Regions from separate parts of the Homo sapiens genome. Here region 1 is linked to region 2. A link is a contact called in ENCODE Hi-C or POLR2A ChIA-PET data. All regions are on one chromosome and are shown on one strand. Each heading gives the region's core, a stretch centred on a gene start or an enhancer-like site at or near the end of the contact. The rest is flanking DNA. Distances are from core to core; before and after follow the strand shown.

Region 1 (3,084 bases), core at 461-2,960, 170 kb before region 2:
TTTTAGAGCCTCTTTTGTGAGTTGCGGGATGCCTTGATCCTCTCCTCACCCTAATGTGTATCTCTTTGCGTTGGCCCTGGGAACATTGGAAATCACATTTATGGCTGGACAGGGTGGCTCATGCCTGTAATCCCAGCACTTTGGGAGGCCAAGGCAGGAGGATCGCACGAGGCCAGGAGTTTGAGACCAGCCTGGGCAACATAGTAAGACCCCATCTCTACAAAAAAGAGAAAGAAAAAAATTAGTGGGGTGTGATGGTGTGTGCCTGTGGTCCCTGCTACCCAGGAGGCTGAGGCTGGAGGATTGATTGAGCTCAGGAGTTGGAGGCTGTAGTGAGCTATGATTGAGCCACTGCACTACAGCCTGGGTGAACAGAGAGAGACCCTGTCTTTAAAAAAAAGAAAAGAGGCCGGGCACGGTGGCTCATGCCTGTAATCCCAGCACTTTGGGAGGCCAAGGCAGGAGGATTGCTTGAGGCCTGCAGTTTGAGACCAGCCTGGGCAACATCGCAAGACCTCATCTCTGCAAAAAAGAAAAAGAAAAAAATTAGCTGGGTGGCCAGGCACGGTGGCTCACGCCTGTAATCCCAGCACTTTGGGAGGATGAGGCGGGTGGATCACCTGAGGTTGGGAGTTCGAGACCAGCCTGACCAACATTGAGAAACCTCATCTTTACTAAAAATACAAAATTAGCCAGGCGTCGTGGGGTATACCTGTAATCCCAGCTACTTGGGAGGCTGAGGCAGGAGAAACACTTGAACCCGGGTGGCGGAAGGTGCGGTGAGCCGAGATCGCGCCATTGCACTCCACCCTGGGCAACAAGAGCGAAACTCCCATCTCAAAAAAAAAAAAATTTTTTTTTGCTGGGCCTGATGATGTGTGCCTGTGGTCCCAGCTACCCAAGAGGCTGAGGCTGGAGGATTGATTGAGCTCAGGAGTTGGAGGCTGCAGCGAGCTATGATCGAGCCACTGCACTGCAGCCTGGGTGAATTGAACAGAGTGAGACCCTGTCTCTAAAAAAAGAAACAACACTCGTGCAATTGGGTAATCCCAAATAGAAGTATGTCCTGGGTGGCAGGTCACAGGTGGCAGGTTCCAGCCACTGTGATATGGCAGGAAGTAAGGAAGATAGTCCCCGCCCTCAAGGAGGGAACTGTCTCTCGGGGAAGACAGAGGCATGAAATCCACAAGGAGGCTGGCAGATCTGTTTCCGAGGGGTTGTGGGTGGTCACAGGTCACTTGGGGCCTGCTTGGGTCGTGTGGCTGTTGGAGGCTTCTCTGGGGCCCAGGGAGACCCGAGGTGGGAGTGAAGGAGGAGCATTCTAGGAGGCCTGGGAGTTCGTGCCTGACGGGCCAGGCGGGAAAGGGGCAGGCTCCTGACGTGACCAGGGAGAAGTTTGTTTGTTCTGGAGAGTGAGGTGAGGGGGGTGGCACGCTGGCCTCATCGCCATAGCTGAGTGGGGATTGTGTGTCCATTTTACAGAGTGGCAGACTGAGGCACTGAGAACGGCACTGCCTTGCTGGGGATGCTGGGGGTTCCCGGCTGCCCCGCCCAGCCTGGGAGGAGGGGCTTTGGGTGCCATTGAGCCCTGTGGTGGGCAGGAGCCGTTGGCTGGCATCCGGGCCTGGGTGCTGCTGGGCGGGTTTCACAAGCCCGGGCAGGGGCCGGCCTGGGCCATTAGGCTTCCGTGCAGCCTGCGGCAGGAAGAGCTGGCGGCTGATGTAAGCTCTTGCGCAAACCCTGGCTGCTGGCTTCCGGAGCCTTCTACCCACCCGCCTGCCACAGCAAGGCGGAAGCCCGGGGCTCAGCAGGGCTTGGAGGCCCTGCTGCCCCGGCTTGGGCCGCATGGATGAACTGACTGGCCACCGAGGCCCCGGGGCCCGAGGGCTTGGCGCTGGAGTCCGGTGAGGGGGCTGGGCCTGGCTGGACTGGAGTGTTGGGGGCCGGACACGGGGTGGTGGTGATGGCGTGTGGCCCGAGGGCACCCCTTGCTGCTCTGCCCACTCCTGTCTTTGGGGCCCAAGGTGGAGGCCCTGCCCTTCTTTGCCTCAGTTTCCCCACATGTACCCCAAAGAAGATGGGTTGGATATTCTGGGATCCTGTGCCCCTGGGAGGCGGTCAGTGAGCACTTGTATACAGGCCCTTTATTGGGGAGAAGGGAGGCACTGGGGACTCAGAGGCTGGACTGGGATCTGTGAGCTCCCACAGGCTGGACCGGGGCCATCTAGGAGCCCACATCTCCTGCAAAGCCACATAACTTATCCATGCCCCCTGTAAACAGTGCTCACAACACAGGGCCTTAAAGGAGGTAGCTCTAGGGTACACACGGAATCCCTCCGCTGGGGGCTGGCCAGTGGTAGCACCCAGCTGGAGGTGCTTTGCTGCCACCTCCTGAGGGTGTTGCTGGGAGGATTTGAAATCAGCTGCACGGTGCCTGGTGCATTCCAGCTTTTAGCGAATGGGTGCCATGGCTGGTTATTGTTATTATTTATATTTTGAGTCCAGGTCTTGTTCTGTCGCCTGGATTGGAGTGCAGTGTTGTAATTGCAGTCACAGCTCACTGCAGTCTCCCAGCTCCTGGGCTCAACCCATCCTCTCGCCTCAGCCTCCAGAGACTATAGGCGAGAGCCACCTTGCCCGGCCTGTTGTCATTATTTATCATTATATTGTTTTTTTTTGAGACGGAGTCTCACTCTGTTGCCCAGGCGGGAGTGCAGTGGCACGATCTCAGCTCACTGCAACCTCCACCTCCTGGGTTCAAGTGATTCTCCTGCCTCAGCCTCCCGAGTAGCTAAAATTACAGGTGCCTGCCACCACGCCCAGCTAATTTTTTGCATTTTTTTTTTTTTTTTTTTGAGACAGAGTCTCTCTCTGTCGCCCAGGCTGGAGTGCAGTGGAGCGATCTCGGCTCACTGCAACCTCCGCCTCCGGGCTTCAAGTGATTCTCCTGCCTCAGCCTCCCGAGTAGCTAAAATTACAGGTGCCCGCCACCACGCCCAGCTAATTTTTAGCATTTTTTTTTTTTTTTTGAGACGGAGTCTCTCTCTGTCGCCCAGGCTGGAGTGCAGTGGAGCGATCTCAGCT
Region 2 (3,131 bases), core at 1-2,500:
TTTGAAGGAAAAGTTCAATCAGCCCACTTGCACCTCTGCCTAATGCAGATGTTGTGTGTGCCGCACACCAGCGGCTGGGAGGAAGCCGGTGTAGGTGAGTCGGACTCCAGCGTCCCCTGCATTTAGTTTGCCGTAAAGCCAACCCAGGAACACTGGGGCATTTCACCGCAGCCGCTCAGCTGAGGGGACAACTCCCCTCCAGCTCTTCGCCCAGCGTGACCATGACAACCATCTGGAAACAGGCGTCCCAGCCTTCCTCGGTTCAAAAACCCCAGCCTGCAAAGGCAGGGTAAATAGTTTTTGCCTTTTCCCTTCTATCCGTAACTTCCACCACTCCATAGATTCTAAAACCATCTCTCCTGCCATTAATGCCACTTAAATGCCCTCGACACTTTGGCTGCTGGGTGCCTTGGTTTGGAATGCAGAGTCTGAGGTACTTGAGGTTGTTTTAATTCTGTAAATATGAAAAGGGAAGGGAAGCGAGGCAAATACTGAAGCTTGCAACCACAATCTCTCATCGGTTTGCTGAGGAAATTTTCTAAGATGAAAATAGAAAGGCACATGACGCCCTGTGAAGGACGTGGCCCAGCCGCCTACTCTCTGTTGCTGTCTCCCGCTACGACCTCTCACACAGGTAGGAAGCCCCTGCGGACAGCGGGGCCAGCGAAAGGACAGCTCAGACGGCCACCACACTTGAGTTCTGTGCTTTCCTGGGCATGGGAGGAGCTACAAACTTTACTTAAAAAAAAAAAAAAATCACACAGTTTTTCAACAGGAAGAGTGAAGTAGAAGAACAGATCATTTAATTATACAAACAAAATCGCTTTCCTTTGCTCCAGCGAGTCCAGGCAACCTTTCAAGTTCATTTGCTGCCTGAAAGAAAGGTTTTTAGTATCAGAAAGAACCTCGCTGTCCTCCAATATCCACAGGGAAAACAAGATCAGAAACAAAAGTCCACCATGGAAGAAATCCCAGAGCGATCCAATTTGGAAAGAATTTAATTAACAAAATAAAACGGAGGGAAAATGGTCCAGGTGGGGCCCTAGGGAGATCGGACTTCTGTCCCAGCTGAAGTCTGCCCAGCACACCTGGTGGGCAGCCCCTGGGCCTGTCACTGCAGAACTGGCCTTGACAAGCAGACCCACTGTGCGCGACGCCACGGTTTCCTTACGCACTCGGCATTATGTACAGATATGAAAAAACCCAACGGCAGGTGGCTGGAAAGTGGCTTCTAGCTCCCCTATGCTGGCTTGGCACGTTCATGCATGCAAAGCGAGGAGGTTTTGCGGGCTTCACCAAACAGTTAATTTTGGCAAAAAGAGAAAACAAACAAACAAAAAGCTAAAATTCATAAGCAGGATTTAAAAGCCACTGAAGTGAAAATGATGTATTTCCTCAGCGTTATGGAGTTAGACTACCACTACAATCTTTTTTTTTTTTTAATAAAGTCTCTGCCATCCTCTCCCCCGACTCAGGTCAAAGTTCATAGCAGCAATGCACAAAGTCCTCTGTGAAGCCAGTGTTCTCTGCTCCCCGGGTCAGAGGTCACAGGTCAAGTTCAGTCAGTCCGAAGAATCATGGGCGGGTGCTCGCTGTCCTCATCCAGGCGCAGGGCGCTGGCCTCGTCCTCCAGGCAGGCGCCACCCACAGCACCCAGGTCGTCTGTGTAGGCTGCAAAGAGACGACGAAGTCACCCTTCAAAGGCTGGGGACACACCACAGACCCCATGACACACACTGAGGACTGTGTTTTGGAAACACTGGTGTATATTTATAAACTGAAGCCTGTACTAAGACGTTCTGAATTCTGATTGCTTTCTAATGAACTCTTTGCAGCCTTAGGCAGCTCGAGATGAAGTCATTTGTTCTCTGACATTCATAAATGTCAAAATGATGCCTGCACAGTAAACAGAGGCTCCCTCATGGACGGGCCACAAACTCTCTCAAGCTGGTTAAGAGCTCAAAAATAACACCAGGAAAAAAAATGACACTAGGAGACTCTCAGGGTGGGCTCATGAACTGGAAGTGCCGGTTCACAGATGGGAGTGGCAGCGAGCAGGCACAGCCCTGCGTGGGTGCAAAACCACAGGCTCTCCCACTGGAGTGCGAGTTGGCTTTTTTAAGAAGGTGGCTCACATAGCCAAGGCTGTGGCTGGAGGATCTCATGCATGGGTCTTAGTGCTGCCGCCGGAGGGGAGCCCATTGGCCTCATTCCCCTACAGCTTCTGCACTTCACAGGCCCAGCATGAAGGCAGTACTCGATGCAGATTTGCTGAAGGACGAAAAAGGTGGGAGGGAAAAGACTGAGGCAAAACCCTTGGCAGTACTTTTCAGGGTGGTATCTTGGCTGAGAGGTGGCCAGTCTGGGCCCAAGTCACGTGACCCCAGAGTCACCTGAGCCAGGATGACATTTTCTTTAAAAACGGAGAAAATGAGCCTGGTACGGTGGCTCATGCCTATAATCCCAGCACTGTGGGAGGCTGAGGCGGGAGAATCACTTGAGCCCAGGAGGAGTTTGAGACCACCCTGGGCAACATAGGGAAACCCCATCTCTCCTTTAAAAAAAAAAAAAAAAAAGGAAACGAAACTGAATTCAGCCTTGAGAGAGGCCTTGGGAACACCCATTTACCAACCTCGCTTATGTTCTCAGAACCAGTCCCCATCTTTCCCAGTGAGGAGCTGGTGGGGTGGCTCCGGAGCCAGCAGAAGGCAGTAGCACTCGGGGCTGTGGGGCTAATTACCTTCCAGGTTTGCGTCACGCCCCTTACCAAGTCTCGTTGGGGATGAAGGCACGTAAGTACCTTTTCCTGCAGCTGCGCCGTATGTCTGAGTGACTAAGGGGCAGTCGTGAGAGGCAGAGTCCAAGATCTCATTGGTCGTTTCCAGACTGCCGTCCAGCCTGGAGGGAAGAAAGCGACACAGCTCAGCGTCTCCACACAGGGCAGCCCTGCGGGCAGTACACACTGGCTGCCCTGCGGCAACAGAGCCAGCACACCACTCACCACACAGGACGCCAGGCATTCATCACGCCGTGGCAACTTTAATCTCGTCTATCTGCACACGTTTTTACATGAAGAGTTTTACATGGAAAGTCTAAAGAGGGAGTTATACCTAACAAGACAATATTTCACT

The links. A loop is a pair of places that touch in the nucleus more often than their neighbours do. ChIA-PET counts read pairs that join two places held with the same protein, here RNA polymerase II (POLR2A). Pooled maps may share reads with other maps.
Region 1: a loop to region 2 is called in a map of B cell, with 11 times the contacts of the local background. The contact joins two enhancer-like sites. A Hi-C loop is called at or near these places in 2 of 168 maps with a recorded cell type or tissue (B cell and MCF 10A), 17 of 37 single-sample maps with no recorded cell type and 11 of 50 pooled maps. POLR2A ChIA-PET finds 5 or more read pairs at or near these places in 11 of 52 experiments (A673, B cell, GM12878 and 7 more).

Annotation. Positions count from the first base shown.
Region 1 is chr7:5,395,942-5,399,025 of GRCh38, reverse strand. All of the region lies in intron 2 of TNRC18 (trinucleotide repeat containing 18), which reads left to right. Among named protein-coding and RNA genes, the nearest start is that of TNRC18-AS1, 22 kb to the left of the region's middle. RefSeq lists an enhancer at 1,025-1,394. Within about 2 kb of position 1,710, at least 37 of the 41 ENCODE cell types and tissues checked have a DNase peak (open chromatin) inside an H3K27ac peak, as active enhancers do; they include B cell, GM12878 and OCI-LY7, where a contact is called at or near this core.
Region 2 is chr7:5,229,375-5,232,505 of GRCh38, reverse strand. It overlaps WIPI2 (WD repeat domain, phosphoinositide interacting 2), which reads right to left. Exons shown (of 13, transcript NM_015610.4): 12 at 2,768-2,898; 13 at 1-1,671. The coding sequence ends at 1,559. Among named protein-coding and RNA genes, the nearest start is that of WIPI2, 41 kb to the right of the region's middle. RefSeq lists an enhancer at 400-549. Within about 2 kb of position 1,250, at least 10 of the 41 ENCODE cell types and tissues checked have a DNase peak (open chromatin) inside an H3K27ac peak, as active enhancers do; they include B cell, GM12878 and OCI-LY7, where a contact is called at or near this core.